Linked DNA regions of Mus musculus: region 1 is linked to region 2. A link is a loop called in an ENCODE intact Hi-C map of the cell type or tissue named here. Cell type or tissue: left cerebral cortex. All regions are shown on one strand. Links, peaks and the distances in the headings refer to the core of each region. The heading gives the core; the rest is flanking DNA.

What was found. Hi-C counts contacts between places; a loop is a spot of excess contacts. Peaks named below come from ENCODE experiments on the same cell type or tissue, not always from the same donor. Only the 100,000 strongest peaks of a DNase experiment are listed, where the experiment ranks them.
Region 1: a loop joins it to region 2, with 6 times the contacts of the local background. A loop is called at or near these places in 1 of 42 quality-filtered maps.

What each region holds. Positions count from the first base shown.
Region 1 is chr4:59,255,663-59,271,066 of GRCm38, forward strand. It overlaps Gm12596 (predicted gene 12596), which reads left to right and starts at 4,389. Exons shown (of 4, transcript NR_105031.1): 1 at 4,389-4,419; 2 at 4,923-5,062; 3 at 7,106-7,570; 4 at 12,839-13,482. Gm35578 (a long non-coding RNA gene) reads right to left here. Exons shown (of 3, transcript XR_003955215.1): 3 at 13,541-13,933. In left cerebral cortex, for the core only: a CTCF peak has its summit at 7,989 (motif pointing left); no DNase peak of the experiment used is centred there.
Region 2 is chr4:59,304,069-59,319,472 of GRCm38, forward strand. It overlaps Susd1 (sushi domain containing 1), which reads right to left. Exons shown (of 17, transcript NM_001163288.2): 16 at 11,644-11,737; 17 at 10,615-11,341. The coding sequence ends at 11,341. Among named protein-coding and RNA genes, the nearest start is that of Gm35578, 30 kb to the left of the region's middle. In left cerebral cortex, for the core only: no CTCF peak of the experiment used is centred there; a DNase peak (open chromatin) is centred at 9,063.

The DNA of each region.
Region 1 (15,404 bases), core at 5,729-10,728, 49 kb before region 2:
TAGTTCCTATTTCTCCTTTCAACTCTAGACAATCACAAATCTACTTTCTGTCTCTGTACATTGACTTGTTCTGGGTATATTTTACCAGTGGAACCATTAAACATGTGAGGATTTTGGGTCCAGATTCTTTTGTCTATAATGTTGTTGAGGTTCATCCAGGCAGAACCATGTACAGTATTTTGTTTCTTTCTATCACTGAATAATATTCCAGATATATGGTTTTTAAATGGGACAAGAATAGGCATTTCTAGTTAATGGATCCTGCCTCTGGGCTTTTCCTGGAAGAGCTTTTTAGCACTACCTCCAAGGCTCTCCCCGCCCCCCCCCCCCACACACACTTTTTGAGCAATCTTTTTCTCTGTCTCGGTGGAATGGAAAGTGTGGGTCATTCCATTGTGCTTTGGACAACAGGGTGTCTCGGAGATCAGATCACCTTAACCCATGTCCTCTGAGTCATGCCGTGTTCTTCTCAGATTGTAAGTGCTCTGCAGGGAGAGATCCAGTCCCCAGTGACCACATATCCTCTCTCTCCATGAACAACACTGAGCAGAAACCAAGCATTTAAGAAATGCACAGGAGAGATGCTTGTGAGGGGGCCACTTGAGACAGCTGGTCCTTCTGTGGGTTTCTGCAGCTGTTGGACTCAGAGCCTGCTTCCTGGAAGCCTTAACACGCTGGGCTCAACCATGCGTCCTCATTAGGCCACTGAAAGGCACAATAAACAGTTGAAAACAGAAAAAGGAGATCTGCTCAATGTGGATACACAGGGAAGAGGAACAAAAAGATTCAGCGGCTCACCCCGAGCTAATCTCTGGAGTCCTGGCATGAGACTTAGTTTCAAATAGAATGCAAGAGGTAGTATGTATGGATGGCTAACCCGTCCAGGCCAAGATGTGATTCCACCCATCATTGACCTATTATTGTCTTAGCATAAAATTGTCTTGTGAGGTGGTCTGACAAATTGCAGAATAGAACTGGATGCAACCTCTTTCTAGGAGGTGAGCTTCTCTTCTGCTGGCATCAGGTGAGCATCTCCTTGCCTGGCACCAGCCTTCATCCTTGTCTTTCCCTGGCAGTGGACATCTAGGGAAGTTCCAGTTCCTTGAGACTCTTTGTTTCAGTGGTCTGAGAGCCACCGGGAAGAATCTAAGAAACGCCTTTGAGCATCTTCCTTCCTGCCAGGGCAGCTCCATGCTTATTGCCCAGTTTTCAGTCCAGTTGTTTCGTGCTAACTGTTCATTTTACTGTGCTGACAGTGAGCAAGGACACTAGACAACACTGGTAGCAAGCCAACAGCCCTAAGGTCTCACTCTCATGTGTCCCTTCTGTCACTTCCTGAGATATACTAGAGACAGCACAGCCTTGTTCCAATGAGCTGGCTACCAGTGACCTTAGGGAACAGCAAGCATGCTTGGGTTGTTAGGGAGGCCTAGCTCCCGACTCCCCACTCTGTCATCTTTCTTTCTCTCCACATATCTTCTTCTTCGCCTTCTCTTCCCACTTCTGCGACTCGGTCATAGATGATGGGAACCATGCCAGTTCAGAAGAGTTTTGGTGAGAGTGAGAGGTGCTCTGGTGTTAGCACAAAGGGCTCGCTGAGCAGATTTCACAAAGGTGCTGAGGCCCCTGAATTTAATGCGGATGTTGCTGGGAGCAAATCAGCAGCCCAGTGTGTTTCACTGATTTGTGCCGCTCAAGTCCCAGCGAGGAATTGCTTCTTTGTTTTTATTTTTATAGTGTCTACATTAAAACATTTATAGAGTTCACATAGTCCTGATCTTTTCTTCCCAAGACAGGGTTTCTCTGTATAGCTCTGGCTGTCCTGGAACTCACTCTGTAGACCAAGCTGGCCTTGATCTCAGAGATCTGCCTGCCTCTGTCTCCTGGGATTAAAGGATTGTGCCACCACACCTGACACTTGTCCTGGTTTATTGGGGGGTGGGGTGGGGATCAGGTTTGAAGATGAAGCACTAGGTGTGGCCAAGCAAGCATCCTCCCTACCCCCACCCCTGATGGCCATGTTTGCCATAGATTTTTTTTTTCTCTTATTCGATTTTTCTTCTACACTCACACATACTACCCGCCTACCCCTGAGGCACTCAACTCCTGTCCTTTTGAAAGGTGCTGTTCAGAAAGGTTTGTTCCTGGAACCTGGGAAGGCTTGACAGCTGATGAGTTGATCAGAGACTTCAAACTGTCTGCCCGGAATGTGAGGACAGCTGATCTGCCTTTAATCTGCCTTCAATGTCTCTTTCTATCCGTTGTAGAGTGCAGTTGCTAAGAAGATCTGGAGGCAGCAATGGTTTGGCCTGGTCTTTTGAATGGGGCCTAGAATAGAGAGGTTTAGTGGATTGCTTTGTATACTTAAGAACAGCTTTATGGTGCTTAGTTCAAAGCTGTGGGTGGGAACTGCTCAGTTTGGTGGCTGACAAAGACGTAGCTAGCAAATACTATTATTTCCATGATGTCAGTAACCCTGACTTCTGGCCCTCTGGTCAGCTTCTAGCAACATCAGTACCCTATGTGCTGGCCTTCCTTTAACCCTTCCACATCAATGGCCACCTCCCTGTGCTCTGCATCCTAATCTCTTTCTAATGCCTGGCTTCAGCTGTTTCTGATACTGAGCTTAATAAATAATACTGTAAGCCAGGTCTAGTGGCACACATCTTTAATTCCAGCACTTGGGAAGAAGAGGCAGGCAGATCTCTGTGAGTTCAAGGTCAGCCTGGTCTATGGAGTGAGTTCCAAGGCAGCCAGGGCTGCACAGAGAAACCCTGTCTTGAAAACAAACAAACAAACAAAAGACAAAAAGCCCACTGTGCCTGGTCCCGACTCTGGTTTCCGTCTCTGGTACGCTGATTCTTGCTGCTCCAGGCCACCTTAGGCTGTGGAGTTCTGCCCCAAGCTCTTGTGGGGCAGGGCTCTCATGATGGATTGCCACTCACCGGAGAACACAAGTCATCTGGCTCTCAGGACTGTCTCAGGTGAGGGAAGGACTGCATTGGGGGGGCAGGAGCCATGCTACAGCTATTGTTCCCTCCTCTCCCTAGTGCTTGGTCCTCTCTGGCACACAGTAGGTGCTCTATAATATTCATCACATAGATAAATGGATGCATGGACAAACAGGTGAGGAAAGAAATGATGGATGAGGACCCGAGTGGTAAAAGCTGTTTAAGTTTATAACCTCCTAGTGTAACCTTCCTGGTAGAAATATGGCCTGCAAAGTGACACAAGCTGCTCCCTTCTGTTCTCTGACCATTGAAACAATGGATTGCAAAACATTAAAATGTCCCAGGAATCTCATGCTGGAGGGAGAGAAAAGCTGCTTCCCAGGAGAAGAGCTTTCAGTTTTGGCAACTTAGCAGAGCACTTGGCAAGACAGAAGCTGAGATAATATGGTTCAACAGTGGGTAGGGCCACACTTTGACTAGGGCCACTTCCTTATGCAGGCCACTTGTCTCCTATTTAAACTTGAAATCTGACAGTACCCTGAGTCTTGGGGTCGCTGGACCACTTTGGTCCACTTCCTGATTGGGCCACATTGAACAAAGCCTCTCTGCTTTTCACTGTCACGGGAGTCTTTAGTTGGCATCTTGGGAACAGGTGACTGAGTCCAGCTTGGAGGGGCTTCTGGAATCTGGGCTTTGACCCTAAAGTCCACTCTAGTGCTAAGTGTGTTGGTTTCACTCTTTAGTGAGTAGCTATGAAATGGAAGAGAGGCCATGTGCTGGCCTTTTGGGAGAGGACGTCGGGAAGACTTCCTTCAGTCAGCCTCTGTATAGGAAGGTTTCCCAGGACACAGTGTTGCTTGTCATGGGTTGCTGAAGGGTAGGGGAAGACAAAGGTGACAGCAGCATTGTCAGTGCAAGGCCTGCTAGCTCCCCAGGTGACAGGCCTGCCTCTGACTGGGAACTGACTCTAGAGCAAGCCAGGAGCTGTGTCCTCATCTGAGACTTTCAAAATGCAGCCACAAAGGCTGCAGACTAGGGGTAGTATAAAACCGACAGATACCAACCTCATTGAGGGATCTTCCTCCACTATCTCCCCATTGAGTTTCTCCTGTCTCTTTTCTCTGCAAGACGTGGCATGCCAGGCCTCAGATCTCCAAAGAGACAAAGTAGCTGTCCTTCCCTCGGGGGCAGCCACAACTCTGCCAGCACCCAGCCTATTTGTCCCATGAAGATGAGTTACAAGCCCCACTGGGGGCTGTGGGTCTCAGGTTCCAAGTGCTGCAAAGTGAATGGCTACTTCTCTTCTGTCCATGTGACTGTCTTCCAACAAAACTCAATTCTAGTCAGATGTGAAATGATCAGGCGATCTGCCCAAGTCCCCAGCCAATAGGTGGCAGAGCTGTAGTTAGAAGCCAGGAAGTGAAACCCCATTTCCCTAGATTCTGATAAAGACACAGGGAGGGAGAAGGTACCTGCATATGTTTCCTCTTTTTTTCTTTTCTTCCTTCCTTCCTTCCTTCCTTCCTTCCTTCCTTCCTTTCTTTCTTTCTTTCTTTCTTTCTTTCTTTCTTTCTTTCTTTCTTTCTTTCTTTCTGGGGGAGGCAGGGGGGTTGAGACAGGGTTTCTCTGTATAGCCCTGGCTGTCCTGGAATTTAATCTGTAGACCAGGCTGGCCTCAAACTCAGAAATCCACCTGCCTCTGCCTCCCAAATGCTGGGATTAAAGGCGTGTGCCTCCACTGCCCGGCTTCTGCACGAGTTTCTTTTGGAACTTTTGAGCAAAGCCTCTCTAGGGAAGGGAAACTGATTTCTGGGTAGAGCTAATGTGGCTGTCTGTTGTTGGTTTGTTTGTTTGTTTGTTTAACACGATGAAAATTTAAACTTAGGTGTTTTGGGTTGTTGTAGTAGGTTTTTTGTTTGTTTGTTTGTTTATCTTTTCAAACCCTGAGGCTTAAATTCTTTTTCTTCTTAGTCGAACCGAAGACTTTGTTTTTTTGTCCATTTGTTCTTCAGCCTTCCAAAGAGAAAGCTCTCGGTGAGACTGCCTCCAGATGTCCTCACGTACACTTGGGTTGATAAAAGCCCGACGTGTGCACCACGAAGATGGACCAGGCAAGCCTTGCTAATGGACTGAACATGGAGGGAGGGAGAGAAATGGGGGGGGGGGGGTGCCAGGAAAGCCACTGTCCACATCAGTTTCCTTTTGATGCTGTGGTAAAACTCAGCAACCTAAGAAAGATGAGCTTGTTTGGTGTTCCAGTTCTGGGAGGATAGTTCCATACTACGGAGAGGTGTGGCAGCAGGCAGCTGGGGCAGGAAGCTGGGGAGGCGGGAGGGCGCACATCCTCAACTGCAAACAAACAAACAAACAAAAAGCAAATCGAGCAAAACCCTCAAAGCCCACCCCAGCGACTCACTTCCTCTAGCAAGGTCCCACTTCTTAAAGGTTCCGGAACACCTGGGCCTACGGAGGATATTTCCCCTGCCAAACGCTTACACATAGGGTTTGAGTCCATCTGAGTGCAGGAAGGGGGAGTGGAAGGAACTTTCCAGCAGGCTAACTCACAATTCTAGTTCCTCATAAAGGGGGCTCCCTCCCCAGGTTAACACAAAGAGGAAACAGAGCTCCTCACCCCAATGGAGGTGAGAGGCTGAGGACCACTTGGGACTTCCTGTGTGTACAGCATCGTTGGCCACTGTGAATCAACAATGACCAGAAGCTTCCAACGAGAACCACAGAAAATTATGTGTGCAATGCTTGATCAGCAATGGTGCCAAAGAGATGATGACACACGCGAAACCGCAGTAACAAATTATCACACAGGAAGAAGCCTGAGAGCAAGGCACCTGTGTTGAGGCTGCTCCTGCCCAGTTCCCTGTGGGCTCACACACCACAGTACCTAGCAGATCTTAAAGGTTTCCTCCTGCTTTTAGTAAGCATCTACTTTAGATATAAGAATAATGGTTTTTTGTTTGTTTGTTTGTTGGGTTTTTTTTTTTTTTTGGTTTTTGCGAGACAGGGTTTCTCTGTATAGCCCTGGCTGTCCTGGAGCTCACTTTGTAGACCAGGCTGGCCTCGAACTCAGAAATCCGCCTGCCTCTGCCTCCCGAGTGCTGGGATTAAAGGCGTGCGCCACCACGCCCAGCGTTTTTTTTTTTTTTTTTTTTTTTTTTTTTTTTTTTTTTTAATGCCAGGCACAGATAAGGGAGACAATAGTGACCGTGGGAACCTTCTAGAATCTTTCAGGTTAGACCTCAAAGAGCCTACTCCTGAACACAGAAGTTTTTTGAGACCACCATAATAATTGATGTGAATTTTCTTGCGGTGCACTCAGATGGAAGAAATGGCTCAACTCTTTGGCTACAAGATCAGCGTGCACCGGAGGGCCCTTGGCCACCGATGAGGGGCGCATGCTGCATTAGTGATGATTCTGATGTCTTTGTCATTTTGACAGGCTCCTGTTGTGCACTCCCTTGCGCGCCATCCAAGAGGCAACTCAGTGCAGGGTTTGAGTCTTGAATTCAGGATGGCAAATACTGCTGCCTAGATATTTGTTTCCTGGGAGTTCCCCCAGAGGTCCAGGGATGCCAAACATGAAAATACAGGTCGCTCATTATATGGAGGGTGTAGTTGAGGGATAGCACATCTGCATAGCATGTAGGAGGCCGTGTGTTCAGTCCTCACCACTACAATAGAAAGCCAGGGGTGGAGTGAGGAAGGGAGAAGGGAGTGGGTCAGCTAAGGACGGAGAAAGAGCTGTACTCCCTGAAGCAGTTTCCCCTCTGAGAGGGCTGGGTCCAATCCCCAAGCCTGTTCAGACCTCTATCCCGAGGAAGTCAGCTTCCTTATTATGCATTTAAGTTTCAAAGTCCTGGGGAAACTTTTCTGATTCATCTTTCACCTTTGCTCCCGTAACGACAACAACAACAGCAAAAAAAAAAAAAAAAAAAAAAAAAAAAAAAAAAAAGAAGGAAAGAAAGAAAAAGAAAAAGAAAGAAACGGAAAGCTTAGGGCCAGGAAGCCTGAGGTTCTTCTGACTGCCCCTGATGCTCAGCCTAGGAGAGGAAAGTGAGCAACCACAGAAGGAGAACCAAATCCCTACTGCTTTCTCCACAAATCACCTTGCCATTCTGTTTTGTTTTGTTTTGTTTCAGAGCTGAGGACCAAACCCAGGCTAGGCAAGCGCTCTACCACTGAGCTACACTCCCAACCCCTTCACCTTGCCATTCTGACCTGGAAGCAGTCAGTGTTTGGAGTTTGGAAACTCTTTTTCTTGTAGGAAAAAGTGCTCTCCCCGTGTCTTTGAAGGTGGCAGCTTGCAGAAAGGAAATGGAATGGAGCAACACCATAGCAGAAGAAGCAGCTTGCTTCAGACTCTCTCAGGCTACAGGATAGCTTCCCCAGAGAGACGATGGATATGGGCCAGAGGTCAGCCATTCACCGTGAATTCACACATGGAGAGAAGAGCTAGTGGCCTCGGCAGCTCTCTTCCTGATCGGAGCCTTGGCTGTTCTTCTTCCAAACATTCTTCCAAATGTTCCACCTGCACCCGCTCACCTCTGTCTCACCTCTGCCGTCGTGTTCAGACTCGGCTTCACATCTAACCCTGGCCTTGATCCGTGAGTTCATCTTGTCTTTCCCAGCTCCCCTCACTCTTCCCCAAAATTCAAATGCTCTCTTACACTGTATTGAACCCAGGGTCCTTCTTGCTAACTTGATGGCACCAAATTGCACTCAGTAGTTAGTGTTTGTACTGTCTCAGAAGCTAAGGTCAAACCACCTGGGGCCAGCTCCAGACCATCTAGATCTGACATGACAACTCTGGTTTGCTGGAACTTTCTGTGGCTTGACTTCATCTTTCCCCTTTCCTGGAACCTGAGCAACTGACTCTCCAGCAATTTAAACCCCTCCTTGTTTAAATGAGGGAGAGAGCAGAATCCATTTAACTGCTGATCTCAGTCCTAGTATGGAACGCCAACCACTAATGGTACCAGTTGCCCCTAAGGCTAATAGCACCCTCTAGTGACAGACTAACTGTTGCTAAGAGCACTGATAGCAGCTGTAAATTACTAATATTTCTGGTGCTTATTTTTCTATTTAGCTTTATATGTCCTATTTATATTAATAACTTAACCTTGCATAAATCCATCGAAGGAAGCATGATTATCAACAGCATTTACCAGTTTACAGATAAGGATAGAGATACAGAGAGATAAAACCACTTGTCCAAGGTCAGAGAGCTAGCCAGGAGCACAGTCATATTTCAGGGACAAAAGGCAGGTCCCACCCACTGCTAACATCCTCCATTTATCCCCAAAGAACTTCTTCCTAGGCCAGATGTCCTACAGGCCTGCCGAGGGGAAGAGTCCTTCATCCCATACTGAGCAGGTAAGATGAGAGGACTAGGACTTCTGAACAAGGCACCACTGCTCCAAGGATCCATATTTGTCCTCTCAAAGCTGTGTATCCAATGCTGTGATTAATAATCTTTATGTAAAGGACAGCAGAGACCTGAAGTAATGCTTACTCTTAGACGGAGACTTTTGAAACTCTCAGAGTTACTGGCTCCCAAATTGGGATTCACAGGTGTAACGCACTGTGCTACGTGGACTGTTTCTGAGTCAAGCTCTCTCCTAATCTAAGGTGACATCAGTGGGAACTGCTGCACTGCTTTATGTACCACGGAGACAGGAAAGCGTGCTGACCACTAAGCCTTATTTTTATAGTAAGATGCGTCAAGTTTAGAGAGGTTAAAATGAGGATCATGAAAAACAGTTGCATCCATGTTGTTAGGGCAAAATAACTATCTTTATAAAGAGCTTAAGTCAAGAATCTATACACAGTGATATCTCTCTCAATCAGTGTTAGATAGGAAGGTGAGTTATTCAGTGATCTTGTGTTTCATCTTAGCAGAAGGCTATATCCCAGGGTTTCACTGACTCATGGCAGAGTGACGTCTAGATCAACTCAATGATCTGGTTTCGAGGAGCTGAGTAGGTCAGAATAGAGTGAGATGTGAGTGCTCCACTTGCGTCCGAGGGAAGCCCTACAGGTCTGTTAGGGCAGGACAAGAGATCTGGAGCCCCTGAATTCTGCAAACAAAGCCTAGTAGGTAAAGTCTGGGTGAGAAACTCACTGATACTTTAACAACGAAGGTGTGAACGGGCAGAGTGACCAGTGGGGACGCGGTACTCACTGTCTAAGACAGAGTGTTTGTGTCCTTAAAGGTGTTGGCATGATGGAGAGGTTGCTCCACCCACCAGAAAAGGGAGAAAAAAAGGTTGCCATGGCAACTCCTTCCCTGTGAAGTTTTTTGAAGAGTGACATGCCCTTGTTCCTTTCTCAAAGCTATTCTTCTCTACTCTCCTTTCTCATTGCTCTTGATGCTACACTTTCCAATATTATAGTTAGGACCTGATCCGGAATGAGTGGCTAGGACTCCTAGTCTTTCACAAGGAGTGGAAGCCAGAGAAAGGACACAGCAGGAGACAGTAAGGTAGGCAACTCTCCTAAATGAAGAAGATGGCAGAAGCATTCCTTGGTGGGTTGGGGTTACATGATGCAGAAGGCATTCACCTACCTCAGAAAGTAGGACCCACCCACCCCTGACCTCTCCATGATGGCAGAACCTGTTTTAGATAGGCATAGAGGGAAAAGAGGATGTGGCTTGACTCTACACAAGCTGTGTTGAAGAGGGCAGTCACGGTGATAAGGGTGGTCTCAAAGGCTGTGGCTTCTGCGTCTTTTCAGTATCTGACTAGGGGGTTTCACGGTTCGGAAGGCTCAGGGAGGAGACCACGTATTTGTTAGTTTCCTGTTGGCTGGTCACTGTGGTTTGCCTGGATACATCATGTGTGAAGCATGCTCAACACTGACACACACACTCTCTCTCTCTCTCCCCACCCCCCACCTCCTTCCCCCTCTCTCTTGTAACAGAAAGGTACAATAAAGCCATTTAAAAAAAGGCTGGTTTGGGAGAAATCAAGAGTTTCATACTGCGCCTTTAGTGTCTATAGTAGTTGAATCTTTTTAAAAATGAGAGCAAAGACATAACTCACAATAGCAAGCAAACCATTTCAAAACAGAACTGCTGGATTCAAACCCAGTCTCAGGAAATGTCAGAATGCTTGCTTTCTCTAACAGTAGCTGACATCACATTTTGTCTGTAGAAGTCAAGACTCTCAAGCCGCAGGTCACTTCTGCCATGTGAAGGCCGGAAAATGACAACTTCCTATCTCTTGAGGCTTCTGACTAACCATGCGATTTTTAGATCCTCTTTGCAAGATACTCCATGAATGTCAAAGGCAGCCCCTTGCTTCGGCCGAGGCTAAGCACCATTCCTTTGCTTTTTGACTAGTTGGCATTATTGTGCATGCAAATATACAAAAACCTCACTGAAGTGGAAATTTCTGGGTTTTTTGGAAAGTCAGTTACATCAAATGATGTTTTGCTGAAACAGACACAGGTGAAAGGATGTCCTGCTGAAGCAGACACATGAAAGAATGTTTTGCTGAAGCAGACACAGGTGAAAGGATGTTTTGCTGAAGCAGACACAGGTGAAAGGATGTTTTGCTGAAGCAGACACAGGTGAAAGGATGTTTTGCTGAAGCAGACACAGGAAAGGATGAGTGATGTTTAGAAGAAATATAAATATGACCCCACAGACAGTGGGAGCTTGAGCATTGGTTCGCTTTACAGATGACACGCATATATTGGTTCACCTTACACTGCGTTGCTTAGCTTCACTTGTGGTGACTTCATAGAGAGAAATTCACCAGCTTCTTGCTGCTTCAGAGGACTCGGGCTGATTGGCAGACCTTGGGGTTGCTTCTGGATTGAACCGCCCTTGCTGAATTGTGAGGTGTCTGCTGAGTGGACCAGACTGCAGCTGCTGATTCGTGTTTGGTGTTTGCTAGGGGACTGGACTGAGAACAATGAAGATTGGAATTGCTCCAAAGAACTATTTCTAAGCAGGACTGCTTCCCCCTTATCCTAATAGCCTTTCTTTTCCACTACCTCTGGTGGATGGTGTGCTAGAGGGAAGGTCGAACCCTTATTAAAGTAGGTTGAGAAAAATATATGCCTACCCATCACCCTGATTTGGTTGGTTTCTTTGAGCTTTAACCAAAGGCACTCACCATGCACTGAGCATGCCTGCCCTCCTTTAGTGCTGGGGACAGTCTTCTACTTCATGGGCTTCCCTTTGCAAGATTTTCCTTTACCTTAAACACAAGTATTCTGGCCTACAATGTACTATGTAGCTTAGTTTCACCTCGGGCTTACAGCAGTCCTTCTGCCTCAGCCTCCCAAGTACTGGGATTTTAAGTGTGAGTCACTATACTAAACAAAACATTGGACTTTCTAGGATTATATCTTGTTTTTGTCTCTCTGCCCACCATCCCCATGATGGATGTATTTACTGGATTTTTTCTGTGGGGGTGGGAGATGAGCTAAAAAATCAGGTGAAGGGCTGGAATGATAGCTCAGGGGTTAAGAGTACTTACTGCTTTTGCAGAGGACCAGGGGTTCAGTTCCTAGCATCCACATGGTACCTGAAGACCCTCCCCAACTCTAGCTTCAGGGGATCTGATGCTCTCTTTTGACCTCAATGGACACCTCCATGCATATGATATACTTACATACATGCAGACAAAATACCCATACATATAAGATACCAATAAATAAATCTTAAAATGCAGGTGAATTTACCACCTTCCCAACAAACCGGTCTCAGAGAAAGCATGGCTGTTAGAGTTTGGGCTTTAAATGTTTTCCAAAGGCCCGTATATTACGTGACACCAACATGGTGTTGTGTAAGAATGGGAGAAAATGGGAAGTATTTAGGTCGTCTGGGACATGTCCTCGAAGGCAAGAGTAGAGCCCTGGCTCCTCTTCTCTTCCCATTTTCTGGACCATGAGCGCTGTTCCACGTGCTCTCACCATGACATATGCTCTCATTATAGCAAGGCCGATTGATCACAGACTGGAACCACCAAAACTGTGAGCCAGAACAAACATTTTTGTTTGTTTGTTTGTTTTTTGTTTTGTTTTTCGAGACAGGGTTTCTCTTTATAGCCCTGGCTGTCCTGGAACTCACTTTATAGACCAGGCTGGCCTCGAACTCAGAAATCCACGTGCCTCTGCCTCACAAGTGCTGGGATTAAAGGCGTGTGCCACCACGCCCGGCTCCAGAACAAACATTTTTGCTTTGTAAGTTGATCACCTCAGACGTTTGCTACCGTGACAGAAGGCTAGCTGACAGGTGAGCACTCTTACACATCTTCTGCCCCCTCGCTTGTCTGGGTGCTCTCTCACCAAGTCTCCAACTACCCCAAAATATAGTCACTGAAAGCAAATATTTATTTTATGGATGGTTTTATGGGCCAGAAGGACTGAAGGATTTGGCTAAGCAGCTCACCTCTGATCTGCGTGTCACCAGCTGGATATGTGGGGGTGGAGGTCATTTTTGCTTATATTGTCTGGACCCAAGACTCCACCTCTGTACTTTATGTGGCATCTTATTCCCCAGGGTCTCTCCTGGTGGTCTGGGCTCTTCACAGCTTATTGTTTTAGGCTTAGTCACATTTCTTACATGGAAGCAGGGTTCTAAGGGTCAGGGTATATGAGGTAAGGCAACTGGTATACTGTAATTGACACTGGCACCATGTAACTTCCATATTCTAGTGTCCAGAGTCAGTTAGGGCCCACCCAGGTAAGGAGATGGATGAGAACAGAGCCAGGATGCAAACACATCTGACATGCTGGACCACACAACCCGTCACCACATCCATATGACCTTAGAAGTAATGTTTTTAAAATTATTTATTAATTTAATTTAATTTTAATTTTATGACTTTAAATGCATTATATGTATGTGTCTTCATTAGGGTTTTACTTCTGTGAACAGACACCATGACCAAGGCAACTCTTATAAGGACAACATTTAACTGGGGCTGGCTTGCAGGATCAGAGGTTCAGTCTATTATCATCAAGGTGGAAGCACAGCAGCATCCAGGCAGGCATGGAACAGGAGAAGCATGGTACATCTGAAGGTTGAAAGAAGACTGGCTTCCAGGCAACTAGGGTCTTAAAGCCCACATCCACAGTAACACGTGTACTCCAGCAAGGCCACACCTCCTAATAGTGCCCCTCCCTGGGCCAAACATATACAAACCACCACAGTATGCATCTGTGTGGGTCTGTGCATGAGTGCAGATACAAATGGAGCCAAGACTGCTGGATCCTCTGGGGCTGGAGTTACAGATAGTTGTGAACCATCTGATGTGGAGCTGGGAACTGAACTCTGGTCCTCTGGAAGAACAGCGTATGCACTTAACCACTGAGCCATCTCTCCAGCCCCAGAAATAACTTTCAAGTGCCTTGGTCCCTCTCCTACTCTTCTGTTGATGACTGAAGGCCACTCCAGGATTTCTGTCTTCACCTTCTGGCTGGCTTTCATGGCTCTCCCTGGGGCTGATAGAGATATCCTTTACAAAGACAAACTAAGTTTATGTTGACTGACCTTTTATTTTGGTTCCTGTGTTGGTGAGTTTTCTGTGTTGCTGTGACAAAATAACTGACTCGAAGCATTTTCAGGAAGGAAGGGTTTATTCTGGCTTACAGTTTGAGGGACTATATTCTATCTTAGCAGGGACGGCACGCACGGTGGTGGGAACAGGAGGCCAGCTGGTCACATGCATAGAGAGATGACCAGCCATGCTTGGCTTGCTTGCTTCTTTTTACGTACTTCAGGACCAAGCTCATGGGATGGTGTTTCCCGAGTTTAAGGTGTGACTCCTCACTTCAGTTAGCTTCATGAGGTAATTCTTCACAGACATCCCAAAGACCGGCTTCGAGTGTAATTTTCGATCTTTCTCAAGCTGGATCTTCAAACCATCACAGTTTCGAGATATTCTCAGGGAAATCCCAGTCCTCTTACTTAAGTGTCTATACCCAATTCTTCTCCTGCTCTTCACTCTGTACTTAAAGCAGATAGAAAGTTTCATTTTGTTATTCTTTGAAATTTTAGAATGTATAGAGAGTATTTTTATTATATCCACTCCTATTCCATTCCTTCCAACAACCACCCCCCACAGCCCATCTCTTTCCTAACTTCGTGTCCTTTTTTATTTCTAAACACACTGGGTTCAGTGAGCATTGCCCATATGCACATGTGTGTGGCCCCTCACTGGGGCATTGGCAACTTACCAATGGCTACCTCCAAAAACAGTTGACATAGCTGTTCAGAGTACTGAGAATAAATGGCTGCAAGTGTTCATCAGCAGGACACCACCAACACAACCCCACTCCATCCAAGCCTCAGCGAATGTCACAAAGGAGGGAGAAGGGAGGAACGTCAGAGCTGAGGAGAGCTATGATGTGCCACTCTCTGGATATGATGTGGTTGTTGCACACACGAGCTCACAGCAGCTGTGGTTGCCAGCACAAGATCTGTACAAGATCAACCCAGTCTCAAATTCCAGCATTAAGTGGGGAGGGTCTGCTGACCCCGCCTCCAGCCAAAAGTTCTGTGTTTTGAAATCAGACTGTGAACTCATGGCCTTTTACCTCCAGGCAATTCCACATAGTCTTCCCTCTTCCATCCATCTTCACAGGGTTTCTGTGTAGCCCTGGCTATCCTGGAACTCACTCTGTGGCCAGGCTGGCCTCGAACTCAGAAATCCGCCTGCCTCTGCCTCCCAAGTGCTGGGATTAAAGGTGTGCGCCACCACGCCCAGCTGCCAATTTTTTATTAGGTATTTTTCTTCGTTTACATTTCAAATGCTATCCCGAAAGTTTCCCATACCCTCCCGCACCCCGCTCCCCTACCCACCCACTCCCACTTCTTGGCCCTGGCGTTCTCCTGTATTGGGGCATATAAAGTTTGCAAGACCAAGGGGCCTCTCTTCCCAATGATGGCCGACTAGGTTATCTTTTTTTTTTTTTTTTTCGAGACAGGGTTTTTTCCTCTGTATAGCCCTGGCTGTCCTGGAGCTCACTTTGTAGACCAGGCTGGCCTCGAACTCAGAAATCCGCCTGCCTCTGCCTCCCGAGTGCTGGGATTAAAGGTGTGGCTCGACTAGGCCATCTTCTGCTACATATGCAGCTAGAGACACGAGCTCCGGGGTACTGGTTAGTTCATATTGTTGTTCCACCTATAGGGTTGCAGACCCCTTTAGCTCCTTGGGTTCTTTCTCTATCTAGCTCCTCCATTGGGGGCCCTGTGTTCCATCCAATAGCTAACTGTGAGCTATTGTAATAAGGACACATGCTCCACTATGTTCATAGCAGCCTTATCCACTTCTGTATTTGCCAGGCACTGGCATAGCCTCACAAGAGACAGCTATATCAGGGTGCTTTCAGCAAAATCTTGCTGGCATATGCAATGGTGTCTGCGTTTGGAGGCTGATTATGGGATGGATTCCCAGGTGCGGCAGTCTCTAGATGGTCCAT
Region 2 (15,404 bases), core at 6,139-11,138:
CTGGTATCTTGTTAATCACAGCTGATTCTTCAGCTCCAGCTAACCAGAACCACAGAATCTTCACAATCAAAACAACAATGGCCCTGAAGAGAGTCTTTAGTTTTCCCTCTGAAATTTCACAAACCAGACCTCCATCTTCTGCACTGTTCTCAACATTATCTTCCAAGCGCCTACACAACATCTGACAGAACTCTTAACAACAAATGGATCTTCAAGCCCTAAGTTCCAAAGTCCTTCCACAGTCCTCCCCAAAACACGGTCAGTTTGTCACAGGAATACCCCACTCCTGGTACCAATTTGTCGTAGTCAGGGTTTCTTTTTTTTTTTTTTCATATTTTTATTTTTTTTTCCATTTTTTATTAGGTATTTAGCTCATTTACATTTCCAATGCTATACCAAAAGTACCCCCTACCCACCCACCCCGACTCCCCTACCCACCCACTCCCCCTTTTTGGCCCTGGCACTCCCCTGTACTGGGGCATACAAAGTTTGCAAGTCCAATGGGCCTCTCTTTCCAGTGATGGCCGACCAGGCCATCTTCTGACACACATGCAGCTAGAGTCAAGAGCTCCGGGGTACTGGTTAGTTCATAATGTTGTTCCACCTATAGGGTTACAGATCCCTTTAGCTCCTTGGGTACTTTCTCTAGCTCCTCCATTGGGAGCCCTGTGATCCATCCATTAGCTGACTGTGAGCATCCACTTCTGTGTTTGCTAGGCCCCGGCATAGTCTCACAAGAGACAGCTACATCTGGGTCTTTTCGATAAAATCTTGCTAGTATATGCAATGGTGTCAGCGTTTGGATGCTGATTATGGGGTGGATCCCTGGATATGGCAGTCTCTACATGGTCCATCCTTTCATCTCAGCTCCAAACTTTGTCTTTGTAACTCCTTCCATGGGTGTTTTGTTCCCAATTCTAAGGAGGGGCATAGTGTCCACACTTCAGTCTTCATTCTTCTTGAGTTTCATGTGTTTAGCAAATTGTATCTTATATCTTGGGTATCCTAGGTTTTGGGCTAATATCCACTTATCAGTGAGTACATATTGTGTGAGTTCCTTTGTGAATGTGTTACCTCACTCAGGATGATGCCCTCCAGGTCCATCCATTTGGCTAGGAATTTCATAAATACATTCTTTTTAATAGCTGAGTAGTACTCCAATGTGTAGATGTACCACATTTTCTGTATCCATTCCTCTGTTGAGGGGCATCTGGGTTCTTTCCAGCTTCTGGCTATTATAAATAAGGCTGCTATGAACATAGTGGAGCATGTGTCCTTCTTACCGGTTGGGGCATCTTCTGGATATATGCCCAGGAGAGGTATTGCTGGATCTTCCGGTAGTACTATGTCCAATTTTATGAGGAACCGCCAGACTGATTTCCAGAGTGGTTGTACAAGCCTGCAATCCCACCAACAATTGAGGAGTGTTCCTCTTTCTCCACATCCACGCCAGCATCTGCTGTCACCTGAATTTTTGATCTTAGCCATTCTGACTGGTGTGAGGTGGAATCTCAGGGTTATTTTGATTTGCATTTCCCTGATGATTAAGGATGTTGAACATTTTTTCAGGTGCTTCTCTGCCATTCGGTATTCCTTAGGTGAGAATTCTTTGTTCAGTTCTGAGCCCCATTTTTTAATGGGGTTATTTGATTTTCTGAAGTCCACCTTCTTGAGTTCTTTATATATGTTGGATATTAGTCCCCTATCTGATTTAGGATAGGTAAAGATCCTTTCCCAATCTGTTGGTGGTCTTTTTGTCTTATTGAGGGTGTCTTTTGCCTTGCAGAAACTTTGGAGTTTCATTAGGTCCCATTTGTCAATTCTCGATCTTACAGCACAAGCCATTGCTGTTCTGTTCAGGAATTTTTCCCCTGTGCCCATATCTTCAAGGCTTTTCCCCACTTTCTCCTCTATAAGTTTCAGTGTCTCTGGTTTTATGTGAAGTTCCTTGATCCACTTAGATTTGACTTTAGTACAAGGAGATAAGTATGGATCAATTCACATTCTTCTACACGATAACAACCAGTTGTGCCAGCACCATTTGTTGAAAATGCTGTCTTTCTTCCACTGGATGGTTTTGGCTCCCTTGTCGAAGATCAAGTGACCATAGGTGTGTGGGTTCATTTCTGGGTCTTCAATTCTATTACATTGGTCTACTTGTCTGTCTCTATACCAGTACCATGCAGTTTTTATCACAATTGCTCTGTAGTAAAGCTTTAGGTCTGGCATGGTGATTCCACCAGAAGTTCTTTTATCCTTGAGAAGACTTTTTGCTATCCTAGGTTTTTTGTTATTCCAGACGAATTTGCAAATTGCTCCTTCCAATTCGTTGAAGAATTGAGTTGGAATTTTGATGGGGATTGCATTGAATCTGTAGATTGCTTTTGGCAAGATAGCCATTTTTACAATGTTGATCCTGCCAATCCATGAGCATGGGAGATCTTTCCATCTTCTGAGATCTTCTTTAATTTCTTTCTTCAGAGACTTGAAGTTTTTATCATACAGATCTTTCACTTCCTTAGTTAGAGTCACGCCGAGATATTTTATATTATTTGTGACTATTGAGAAGGGTGTTGTTTCCCTAATTTCTTTCTCAGCCTGTTTATTCTTTGTATAGAGAAAGGCCATTGACTTGTTTGAGTTTATTTTATATCCAGCTACTTCACCGAAGCTGTTTATCAGGTTTAGGAGTTCTCTGGTGGAATTTTTAGGGTCACTTATATATACTATCATATCATCTGCAAAAAGTGATATTTTGACTTCCTCTTTTCCAATTTGTATCCCCTTGATCTCCTTTTGTTGTCGAATTGCTCTGGCTAATACTTCAAGTACTATGTTGAAAAGGTAGGGAGAAAGTGGGCAGCCTTGTCTAGTCCCTGATTTTAGTGGGATTGCTTCCAGCTTCTCTCCATTTACTTTGATGTTGGCTACTGGTTTGCTGTATATTGCTTTTATCATGTTTAGGTATGGGCCTTGAATTCCTGATCTTTCCAAAACTTTTATCATGAATGGGTGTTGGATCTTGTCAAATGCTTTTTCTGCATCTAAGGAGATGATCATGTGGTTTTTGTCTTTGAGTTTGTTTATATAATGGATTACATTGATGGATTTTCGTATATTAAACCATCCCTGCATCCCTGGAATAAAACCTACTTGGTCAGGATGGATGATTGCTTTAATGTGTTCTTGGATTCGGTTGGCGAGAATTTTATTGAGGATTTTTGCATCGATATTCATAAGAGAAATTTTAGTCAGGGTTTCTATTCCTGCACAAACATCATGATCAAGAAGCAAGTTGGGGAGGAAAGGGTTTATTCGGCTTACATTTCCATGCTGCTGTTCATCACCAAAGGAAGTCAGGACTGGAACTCAAACAGGTCAGGGAGCAGGAGCTGATGCAGAGGCCATGGAGGGATGTTCCTTTCTGGCTTGCCTCTCCTGGCTTGCTCAGCCTGCTCTCTTATCGAACCAAGACTACCAGCCCAGAGATGGTCCCACCCACCATCTTATCCCCTTGATCACTAATTGAGAAAATGCCTTACAGCTGGATCTCATGGAGGCATTTCCTCAACTGAAGCTCCTTTCTCGGTGGTAACTCCAGCTGTGTCAAGTTGACACAAAACTAGCCAGTACATTGGCCATCTCTACAACCAACAGCTTTGGCAACTGCCCCCCTGCTAAAGTAGAATTAAGCCCCAGGCTTGCACTGCAAAATCAAGCCACTCTGCCAAAAGGACTCAGAAAAATTGTACAGTAAAATGGGAAGTTTAAAACTAATTGATTCTCATGCAGTTTATAGGCAGAGTTGGAAGATGACCGTCACAAACCCTGTCCCCTGGAGTGCACAGCTTTTACATAAAATCTCCCTTGAGTGTGACTTGCCTCTAACTCACAGAATTTGGCAAACGAAGGGATTTTTTTTTTCCAGATGTAATTGAGGTTCCAAATTAGCTCATATTCAGTTAGTTGAAGAAGAGGCTTGCCAGGGTCTCAGGGGACCTGACTTTGTCTGATTCCAATGAAAGCCCTTTTAAAGAGGCATGACGGCCTCCCTCCCATCAGAGGGTCTCCTTTCTGACTTGATGACATAATCAGTCAGGTTACCGAAGTCTACACGGCCACCAGTAGGTGGCTTCCAGAATCTGGAGAGGTGTGTAGGTCATGAGGTCAGCCTCCAGGTGACAGCCAGCAGAATGTTGGAGGCTCCATCTATGCAGGCACAGGGAAATGAAGTCTGCCAGCAAACTCAACAAGCACAGAGGTCTTTCCAAGTCAGTTCCCGACCCCCAGAAGACAGCACCGCCCAGCCTGTGTCTCCATGTCATCTGTGACATCCGGAGCAGAGGGACATTCTTGGATTAACAGGAAATGAGAGGTGAATAGCGTGGTAGACTCTTTGTTCTCAGCACACCCCCAAATCTCCTTCCCAAAGATGCAGAAAGCCATTAAGAGTCACCAGGCAATGGTGGCGTATGCCTTTAATCCCAGCACATGGGGGGCAGAGGCAAGGAGATCTCTGTAAGTCTGTGGTCAGCTTGGTTAGAACAAAAATTCCAAGCCAAGTAAGGTTACATGGTAAGACCCTTGACTCACCGTGTAAAAAGAAAAAAAAGTATATGGTGTGTGTGTGTGTGTGTGTGTGTGTGTGTGTGTGTTTAGTTTAAATTAACATATGAAAATAGACGCTTTCTTAGAAAAGCTTGGTTTTGTTTGTTTGGAAAAATACTTTGACAGATTACTTATGCAAACATTGCTTATGGCATACACTAGCAAAAACTAAGACATAACTATAGAACTTAATATTTTATTCAGTCTCTTTTTTATTCAAAAGGTAGAATATCATACATACAATTGTGTCTTTGTTTTTCTCATTAAAACGATACATCTTGGCGATCTCTGTATGAGTGCTTAGACTTTTTTGTGTGTCTTTTTTAACTGCAGCATAATATGCCATTGCATATGCAGAAGCACCACAACTGATTCCACCAGTTTCTCCCCCAGAGACATTGGAATGGTGGGTAAGCTTGTCTATTAAAAGCTTGAAGGAGTGAGAAAATGCTTATTTTGAACCTGTGAAGATCAGTCCACAGAGCAGGCCCCACATCGAAACTTCTGGTTAGATGGCCAAAGGCATGTGGAATTATATAAATATTGCTAAATTACCTTTCCTGAAAGTTGTATCTTTTACTCCCACTAACAATGAGTTCCTGTTTTCTCCATAGCCTCTAAAGAGCAGTATCATCAGTAAATAAGCAATATTTCCTGGCTTGAAAAGGGAGAGAAGACATCTTATTATTAATTTTTGAAAGTGATGCTTACAAGTCAAAGGACCATGTGAGGGCTGGGTGAATGGAAAAGAAGTCTGAGGTGGAGGCACATAATAAAGTGTTGTCGTGAAATTAAGAAGACTACAGTGTCCTTTGTAAGAAAATGAATGGAAATGAAGGTTATCATGCTAAGCAAATCAAACCAGAATCAGAAAAAAAAGTGTTGCATGTTTGCTTTCATGTATAGACAGTTAAAAAAAGGAGAACTTGAGCAAATTTTCAGCTTATGTACAATGAATACATCTGTTTCTTAAAAACCCTGAGAACATTCTGGAGAGTATCAGAAAAAGGCTGGCACTTAGTATTTGAGGGGGGGAGGTTCCGAGACAGGGTTTTTCTGTATAGCCCTGGCTGTCCTGGAACTCACGCTGTAGACCAGGCTGGCCTCGAACTCAGAAATCCGCCTGCCTCTGCCTCCCAAGTGCTGGGATTAAAGGCATGCGCCACCACGCCTGGCAAATATGAAGGTTTTGTGTGACAAATAACACAAATAGTTTTAAGACAATATTGTTCTCTTAGGTTTTACTGCTGTGAACAGACACCATGATCAAGGCAACTCTTATAATGACCACATTTAATTGGGGCTGGCTTACAGGTTCAGAGGTTCAGTCCATTACCATCAAGGTGGGAGCATGGCAGCACCCAGGCAGGCCTGGTGCAGGAGGAGCTGAGAGTTCTACATCTTCATCTGAAGGCTGCTAGCAGAATACTGGCTTCCAGGCAACTAGGAGGAGGGTCTCCCACAGTGACACACTTCCTTCAACAAGGTCACACCTATTCCAACAAGGCCACACCTCCTACTAGGGCCAAGCATATTCAAACCATCACAACTGTCCTTTCTAAAAATGATACACTAGCCGGGCAGTGGTGGCCTTTAATCCCAGCACTAAGGAGGCAGAGGCAGGCGGATTTCTGAGTTCGAGGCCAGCCTGGTCTACAGAGTGAGTTCTAGGACAGCCAGGGCTACACAGAGAAACCCTGTCTCGAAAAAAAATTTTTTTTAAATAATAGTAATAAATAAACAAATAAATAATGATACAATAGAAAAATACAAATAAAATATATGGCAGGTAAGCATTAAAATCACAATGATATAAAGAGCTCTTTTGGGGAAAAATGTTTGTGGGGAGAGGGCAGTCCACATGAGAGCAGGTTTTCATGGAGACCAGAGGCACTGGGTTCCCCTGGATTTGGAGTTACAGGCTATTGTGAACCACAAGATGTGAGTGCTGGGCCTTTGCAGGAGCCGTGTGTGCTGGGCCACTCTGCAGCTCTGTAAAGAGCTTATTTGATCAATAAAAGGAATGTATCTTACAGAGAAAAAGGGCAATAGTTCTCAGACACCAAACTACAAAAGGCCAGCCAACATGGGAAACCGTCGAGACATGCATGCAAAACATTAAAGCTCACTTTCCACCTACCAGAGGCACGGCAGTGAACAGTGTCAGTGCCAGCTGCTGGAGCTGAGGCTTTCTACCGGTGAAAGCATGACCCGACTTCTTCACGGAACGTCACCAGCGAGGTATATAGTTCAAGGTAAAATACAGTTTTCATTCCAACAACCTATGCCTGTGAATTTAGTCTAAGTAATAGCTGCATGCAATGCTTTCAAAAGTGGATTTGCTGTGGCTGTAAAGTTGGTGAGGGCTGGAGCACTTATTGCTATTGCAGAGGACCCAAATGGTTCCCAGAGCCCACAAGACGGCTCACAACCATCCATAGCTCCAGTTTCGGGGGATGTAATGCTGTTTTCTACATGTGTGTAAAATACTTATACACAGGCTGGAGAGATGGCTAGGCAGTTAAGAGCACCGACTGCTCTTCCAGAGATCCTGAGTTCAATTCCCAGCAACCACATAGTGGCTCCCAACCATCTGTAATGGGATTTGATGCCTTCTGGTGTGTCTGAAGACAGTGACACTGTACTCATATACATAAAATAAATAAGTAAATCTTTAAAAAAAACAATCATACACATAAAACAAATCTTTTTAAATTATTTACTTTATCGTATCACTGTATAAACTTGAACACAAAAACCACACCCTCCCTCCCTTTAGAAACAAATGCCTGGCCTTAGGCAATGACTGTCATAGACAAAAGGTCCTTAGACTGCTATGCCAGTGGATTGGTTGTTTTTTTTGTTTGTTTGTTTTTTTTTTTGTTTTTGTTTTTTTCTCCTGAGAAGAAAATACAAAAGTAAAAGATTTTGAAAATCAGATTGAGAGTTTAGCAATCAAAAGGGTTCACTGATCAATTTAAATCAATTTAACCATTAACTTTATTCTAAGCTGCCACGATTTTCAAGATAAACACATTGCTCTAGGTTTACCCCAAATGCAGCAATTCCAGGTCTTAGGAAACACTATTCCATTTTCCCTAATCGGTCTCTATTCCTTTACTTGGTTGTTTGTGGCTCCTTCTAGAAGTGATGGATGGTACTGAGCAGTCAAAGGAGAGGCATTGAGAATCCTCTAGGTAATACAGAGACTTATAGTGACATAGTTTAAAGATGACATGATGTTATTTGGAAATATAAAAACATGGCTTTTCCAAAACCAAAGATACATTCTACAGATAGTCTCAGTGGTTAATGCAAAGGCTGGCAAGACTCAAGTCACAAATCTGCCGGCACCAGTTTCTCCGTCCCTGTCTCCCTCTCTAAGTGCCCACCTTTTCTCTCCTCTCCTCTCCTCTCCTCTCCTCTCCTCTCCTCTCCTCTCCTCTCCTCTCCTCTCCTCTCCTCTCCTCTCCTCCCTCCCCTCCCCCCTCCCCCCCTCCCCTCCCCTCTCCTCCCCTCCCTTCTCCCCTCCCCTCCCCTCTTCTTCTTCTTCTTCTTCTTCTTCTTCTTCTTCTTCTTCTTCTTCTTCTTCTTCTTCTTCTTCTTCTTCTTCTTCCTCCTCCTCCTCCTCCTCCTCTTCCTCCTCCTCTTCCTCCTCCTCCTCCTCCTCCACCCCCCCTCTCTTTTTATTATTTTGAGACAGGGTTTCTTTGTAGCCCTGGCCTGGAACTGGCCTCTGCCTCCCAAGTGCTGAGACTAAAGGCATGTGCCACCACCACCAATTTCTCCCTTTAAAATTGGGACCAAAACCCCTTGACATTCCTACCACACAGAACCTTGCAAAGACAGAATGAAAGACATGCCTGTTGCACAAGCAAGTGTGTTCCATGACTGAGCAACACTTCAATTCCAATTTCCAATCTGGAAGATAATTCAAAGCTGGATCAAAATGGTCCCCAAGGTTGGGAAGAACCTCTCACCACCCCCACAGTAGGATTGAGCTATATTTTTAAAATTACATTTATCTTAGTGTGTGTGTGTGTGTGTGTGTGTGTGAGAGAGAGAGAGAGAGAGAGAGAGAGAGAGAGAGAGAGAGAGAGAGGAAAATGTGTGGACACGTTCACACCACAGAACACAAGCGACATTCTGAGGACAACTCACAGGAATCAGCTCTCTCCTTCCAGTGCATGGGTCCCAGGACTCCATCTCAGTCTTCAGACTGCTCCATCTCTATGGCTCCAGATCTAGCTTTAGTGACTGGGCCTCACAATCCAGATCAGCACTGTGGTCTATGGAGGGTCCTTTGTCTCAGGTTTTTGACTGCATTTTTCCCAGGACACTAGTAAGTTTCCTAAGAGTCATTCTACACGTTGATTGGGAGTCAAGGTAAGGAGTGGGGAAGGTATTATCATGTAAAAAACGCGTTCTTCACACTGTGGGAAAACCATTTAAGAAGAACAGCAGGAAAATGAATCGAGGTTCTTGCAAATACCACCTGCTCCTGTTGGGTGTGTGCCCAGAGCAGCTCCGCATCGCAATTTGGAACAATCAGAGGAAATAACGTTTGTGTGGTCACTATTTTTGCAGCTGTGGATGAACTCCTTTTACATTTATTTCTACACTGTACAGGCTAATAGTCTACTTACTGGTTCACCAGTTATTGAATCCAAGTTGATATATATATATATATATATATATATATATATATATATATATATATTAAACAAGTGAGATTTCTTCCTTTCAGTGGTAATTATGTTAAGTCCCCATGTGGGCATCTTGGACAGTTATTCTAGAATGCAAAATTAGAGAGCTGTAGAAATAGTGGTCCTAAATTGCTATCTATGGTTAGCTACTCAAAGGACAGAGCACTCTCTTACTAGCAAGGACCAGCAGCTGCCATCGAGAACACTGCCTCCCTCTGCAGTTGAATAGAACACTTTTTTTCCCAGTTGAGTAAAAAAAAACCCACCATGTTGGAACATGTGTGGGCTTTATGGACAGTGTGATGGTATTTGAGTAGGTAAGCATCAATGATTTCGAAAGAACAAAGAAGCTGATAGCTTGGGCTCATGATTCAGGAGTCTGGGAAGCATGACACAGGCATCTTCTTGACTTCTGATGAGGGTCTCTTGATGCTTCAAAGCTTAGTAAACCCAGAAGGAGGGCTGGACTCAGGAGTACCACATGCTCTTGTGGTAACTAAGCCAGTCCCATCAGGAAGGAACCAGTGCCTCCTGACACTCAATTCAGCTTGTAAAAGTCTCAGTCCAATCAAATTTCACCAAGAGTTTTGTGGAGACAAATCACATTTATATTATAGCACCAGGTTCCCAACAAACACCCCACAAGCAAGCAGAAAACACCCCAGCCATGACCCTGCTGGTGCACAGTTCTAGATCCACACTCTTCTGTGTTCCACCCTGAGGTTATAACCACACCCCTTTATTTCCCATGCTCTTGTGTATGTCTAGCAAGGGAGGGGGTAGAAGAGAAAACTCACAACCTTGGAGTTGAGCTGTCTGTTTTTTTAAAATATTTTTTTATTATGTATTTTCCTCAATTACATTTCCAATGCTATCCCAAAAGTCCCCCATACCCTCCTCCTACTCCCCTACCCACCCATTCCCACTTTTTGGCCCTGGCGTTCCCCTGTACTGGGGCATATAAAGTTTGCAAGTCCAATGGGACTCTCTTTCCAGTGATGGCCGACTAAGCCATCGGAGTTGAGCTGTCTTAAGAGAAAAAGTTAAAGAATACCCAAGGGTTTTAAAAGTCAAACTTAATACACTCTACCTGTATATCCACATGGACAGTAAGCCAGCCTGGCCTATAGCTGATGTTTCATGGGCTATATGAACACAGTTTCAGTCATGGTTACTGGGATGTACGTAGGGTATGTTAATCACTGTTCTTCCTAATTCCTAAAACTCGTGTAGATGCTGACCGTGCGCTGGATGCTGCTTCAGTCCACTGTTCCTACATTACCACAAAACCCAAATAGCTCAAGGGAGGCACAGAACAATTTTATAGAAAATGAGTAAGAAAAGGGGGACAAAAAAGAGGAATGGGGAAGAAATTACAGAATGGGTTTTTCTGGAAAGCAGACATCACTTTTGGTCTCACACAAACGACAGGAATTATATCAAAGCCACGAAGGGAACCTGAGAGAGTAGCCAGGCTATTGTACTTTCTGGTATAGGCCAGGGGCGAATCCTAAAATGCTTGAAACATTTATTCATATCTATTCATATTTGTTCTCTATCTGGTGAGCTCCTTCATCAATTCCAGCCCAGACTTAAGCCCATCTCATTACCTGTTGAGGAGAACAGATCCTGAACTAGTTAGTAGATGAACTAATTAAAGGAAGAGGCAGAGGTTCAACATCCAATGTCTATGGGACCTGAGTCACAGGGTCTGTGGCCTGTCCACATCCAGTGTAAACAGGGGCTGACTCACAGGGTCTGTGGCCTGTGGTGTTACATTGGACATGAGTCTTGAGGTCACAGATATACAACTGATCCAGAAAGCACGAAGCACACATAAACTGCTCCCAAGTTTTAAGATTCCACAGAGATGGCTATCATCTCAAATTCAGGAATGAGGTCATGCTGGGTTGGAGAAAGTTTCAGCCCCACACCAGGGCTTAGGATGGGAGCCACACCACAGACGGGCCTGAGAAGCTGTCAGAACATCTGTGCATCATCAAGTCAGTCTTCCCAGGCTGAGCCATCTAGACAGAGACGGGGGAGAGAGGGCACAAACACTGCACACCCTGCTGTTTCCCCATGTGTGGCTCATGCCCAGGTCCACAGAGCCCAGGCAGGGAGGCTGCACAGGAGACCAGCCTTCCTGCTGGACTGATGGGGTGGTCATCACTATTCCAGCTTTTCCTACTCTCAGCTGCAGGGTCAGCCACACTGTCTCCTGGCTGCCTGAGCCCCGACCCTCCCTCATGCCCAGCTGTTCTGCATGACTCCTACCCCAGCCTCCCCCCAATTCCACTCATTCTTCAAAAGTGACAGTCTCACATACCACACTGCTGAGAAGGAGAAGAATGCAAGGATGGTCACAAAAGCCACGGAGCCCAGTCCAACACCCACCATCTGCTGCGCTGTGAGCGATGAGTCTGTGGGAAGAGACCACATGATGAGCCCACAGCACGTCCCATCACCACATCCCATCACCACGTCCAGTCACGACCCTCCTGGGAGAGCCATATCCAACTGCGCACATTCTGTTTTAATCTGAAGCTGGGCTTCACTTAACAAAGAATCCCAAGAATGCCTCCACAGAGCCCCTGCGTCCCCAACAGCTCCTGTGGATCTCAGGCCTCAGGAAACCACAGTTTCAAAGTATTTCTATCAAGGAAGCATAAAACCAAATCATACAGGGGAGAAAAAAAAGAACCTAAACTTGTGGACACACCAAAGCTACGTGAGGCGCGCTGTGTGCAGATAGATCCTCACTCCGGTCACTTTGATAGATTTTTATGGGTCACTTCCTTGCTGATGGAAGAAGTCATCCTGCTATCATTGGACTGCAGGCTTCAAAAATGTTAGTCAGTTCCAGTGGTCACATATAAATTTTATAAATTATAAAACCTCTGTTTTCACTACATTATCAGCAGGATAGTAGCACTCTGCTCTGTCCCACGGACTCTCAAAGGCCATGTGAAAGTCCTCAGAACATGTGTTCTATGTAGGAAACGTCACATGACAATTTCAGGGCCATCCCTGATTACAAATGGAAAACCACTCACATTTGTGGTGCACATTTGGTTCAAGAGACTTTATTTGGAGTTTCACGTCTCCAAAAAAGCTGTGATTTTTATTAGAAAACACGCATTTACCAGTCTGAGTGGCACACACTGTTGTAAGCATCTCACACAAGCTAACTCAGGCTCCTGTGGCAGTTAACTTGGAATGCCAATTCGGTTGGGTTAAGGGGTACCTGGGAGGTTTGGAAAGTATACTCCAGGGTGTGTCTGTGAGAGAGGGAAGACCCACCCTGTATATGGTCATCATTATTCAATAAGCCAAAGGTTTGGGTGAACAGCAGCAGAAGAAGCTGGCTGGCTTGGGCTTGCTTCCCTCTCTTCACTTCCTGGCCACTGTGAGATGAGCCTGCCCCAGCAATGGTGAGCCACCTCATTCAAGCCAGAGCAATGGAGCTGGTTGACTCTACACAGACTCCCCTGAAACTGTGAGCCCAGTCACATCTCTTACTCGCCTAAGCTGTGTTGTCATAATGAAAAATTAACTCGTGCATCTGCTAAGAAGTGTTTATATTCCCTTCTTCACAGGGGAGAGTCAGAGGCACAGAGTAATTAAGCCCAGCTCAGATATCAATAACCAGTTTAAGAGCAATTTTGTTCCAGTGGAAACCCTGTGGGGTCCAGGGCACCTGCAAGCACAGACATGGAACACACCACTTTTAATAGTCAAGGAAAATCCACTGTCTCAAAAAGTGTTACCCCAAGACTTTCTAGAAAAACATGGATTGACCAGCTATGGATAGATACACCTATAATCCCAGCACTTAAGAAGTCGAGGAAGGAGGATCATGATGTCAACCTGGGTTGCACAGTAAGACCCTATCTCAAAATTATGATAAAAGAAAAAAATTATACTTTTCATATTCAGAAGAAGAGGGCCTTGGCATTTTAGGATGTGAAATTATCAAATGGAAAGAGGCTAGTGAAAAAATTGGAATTTACTTGTATATTTTATGTGAAAAGACTTGACTATCAGACATCAAGGAGATGGTCTATTAGCATAGGAAAGAATATGGTAGAACAAAATACAGTGCACAGGAACAAACCCAGCCCCATGAAGCCATCTCAAAAGTTGAAAACTGGAATGAGGGTGTTCACGTCCTATCTCCACATCGTCCCTCTCTAGCAGTGGGACTTCAACCAGTGCATTGGCCATTGTCTGTTTCAGTTCCCACACTGAGGGATGCTCTAAGCACTTGAAAATCCTAACAACAGCACCCGCCTTCCAGGGTTACTGTGAGAAATAACGACTTGCCACATAGTACCAAGTCAGCATGGCAAATGTCAGCTACTGTCACCTTTTGTTACTATCGTTTTGTAACTTTCAAATAACTGAATGAGCTGATAAATGACCTATATCTGGAAAGGAGGAAAAATGGCTGATTAGAATAAAGTGATTTTAATCACTACAGCTGATTCCACTCATCAAAATCAAATTCAGGTAGATTAAAGAGATATGCTGAAATATGAAAGAACTGGAAAATGTTGTTGAATATATTTATATAATCTTAAAGTGGGTGAGAATTTTCTGGTTATATTGATTAAAGTGGGAGCCTTATAGGCAACCACACTTGAAAGTGTGTATTTTATATACACAAAACTACTACAATAGCTAAAAAGCATCATTTGCACAATCAGCGAGGCTTTGGTTTTTAAGAGAAAATGACCCCAGCACTCAGGAGGCAGAGACAGAAAGATTCCTGAGTTCAAGGTCAGTCTGCTCTACAGAGCAAGTCCAGGACAACTATGGTTACACAGAGAAACCTTGTCTCAAAACAAAACAAACAAACAAAAGCAGAGAGAGAGAGAGAGAGAGAGAGAGAGAGAGAGAGAGAGAGAGAGAGAGAGAAACACCGAGGAACAGAGACAGAGACAAGGAGGGAATATAGCGTTGGAGATAAAGGGGTTAAAGAGATTCTGGTACTTTTATGCTCTGAACACTTCTCCAGTTTTGGTTATCAGTATTTTCCTCACCTATTTCCTCCACACTTTAGTCTTTGATGAATGAAAATGCTGAACTGAAGGACCGTGGACTGGAGTCCATGCTGTGTGAGCTGTGGATTTGCTCATCAGGAGTTACTCCTTAGCTAGCTGATGTCGGTTTTGCATTGTTCTCCAGCCCATTCCTAGGCCTATCTACCGCCCTCATATCGCACACTCTGTCCACAGCGGTACTGTTAACTGTTAGCAGAAGTCAAAATACACTGCTTTCTGTCCTACTTCCTTGGCCAATGAGTGAGTCTGTGAGAGGAGAAAAGGGGAGACACCCGGGGCCCCTCATGCTCCACACTGACTCATTAGAGATGCTGTCACTGTTGCTATGCATGAGAGCCAAGCCATCACTTGGGCTGGCCCTGACTTCAAGCTACCTTCAGAATGGTGGCGCCCTCTTTGTACAAAGTCCTTGTTTACTGCTCAGCCCTAGCCTTCTCTTCCAGGTCTCACAAAGGTCGCTGGCAGTTGTTTATCTGGCTTAGTTGGAAATTGTGTGACTCCGCTGAACTTTAAACAGGTGGGAAGATACTGACACTCCTCACACTGCAGCAAGACAGAAGCAAATAGGAGCTGAGGACGCCAACTTTCCCCTGACCCATCCACTAGCAGCACCCACCTCCTCAGTGAGACATGCTATCCCTTGCGCTAGACATTACTATTGAAAGTCAGTGTTAAAAAGTAACCTTTAGGCTGATGAGACGGAGGAGCACAGGCTGCTCTTCTCCACTAGTGGAATTCAGTTCCCAGAACCCCTGCTAACCAGCAGCTCAGGACCACCTGTAATGACAGCTCCAGAGGACCTGACACTCCATTCTGGCCTCTGAAGGCACTGCTCCTATATGGCATACACTCACACAGACACCGTCACATACACAGATATAAAAGAAATAAGAAAGTGCCCTTTATTTTGCATAGCATCCTTGGATTTTGGCTCCCAGCACGGGTTTCCAGTCCTTGGCTACAGGTCTTTCTCGGTTTGCTAATCATACAACCTCAAAGTCTACAGCAGCGCTCATGGGTGTGG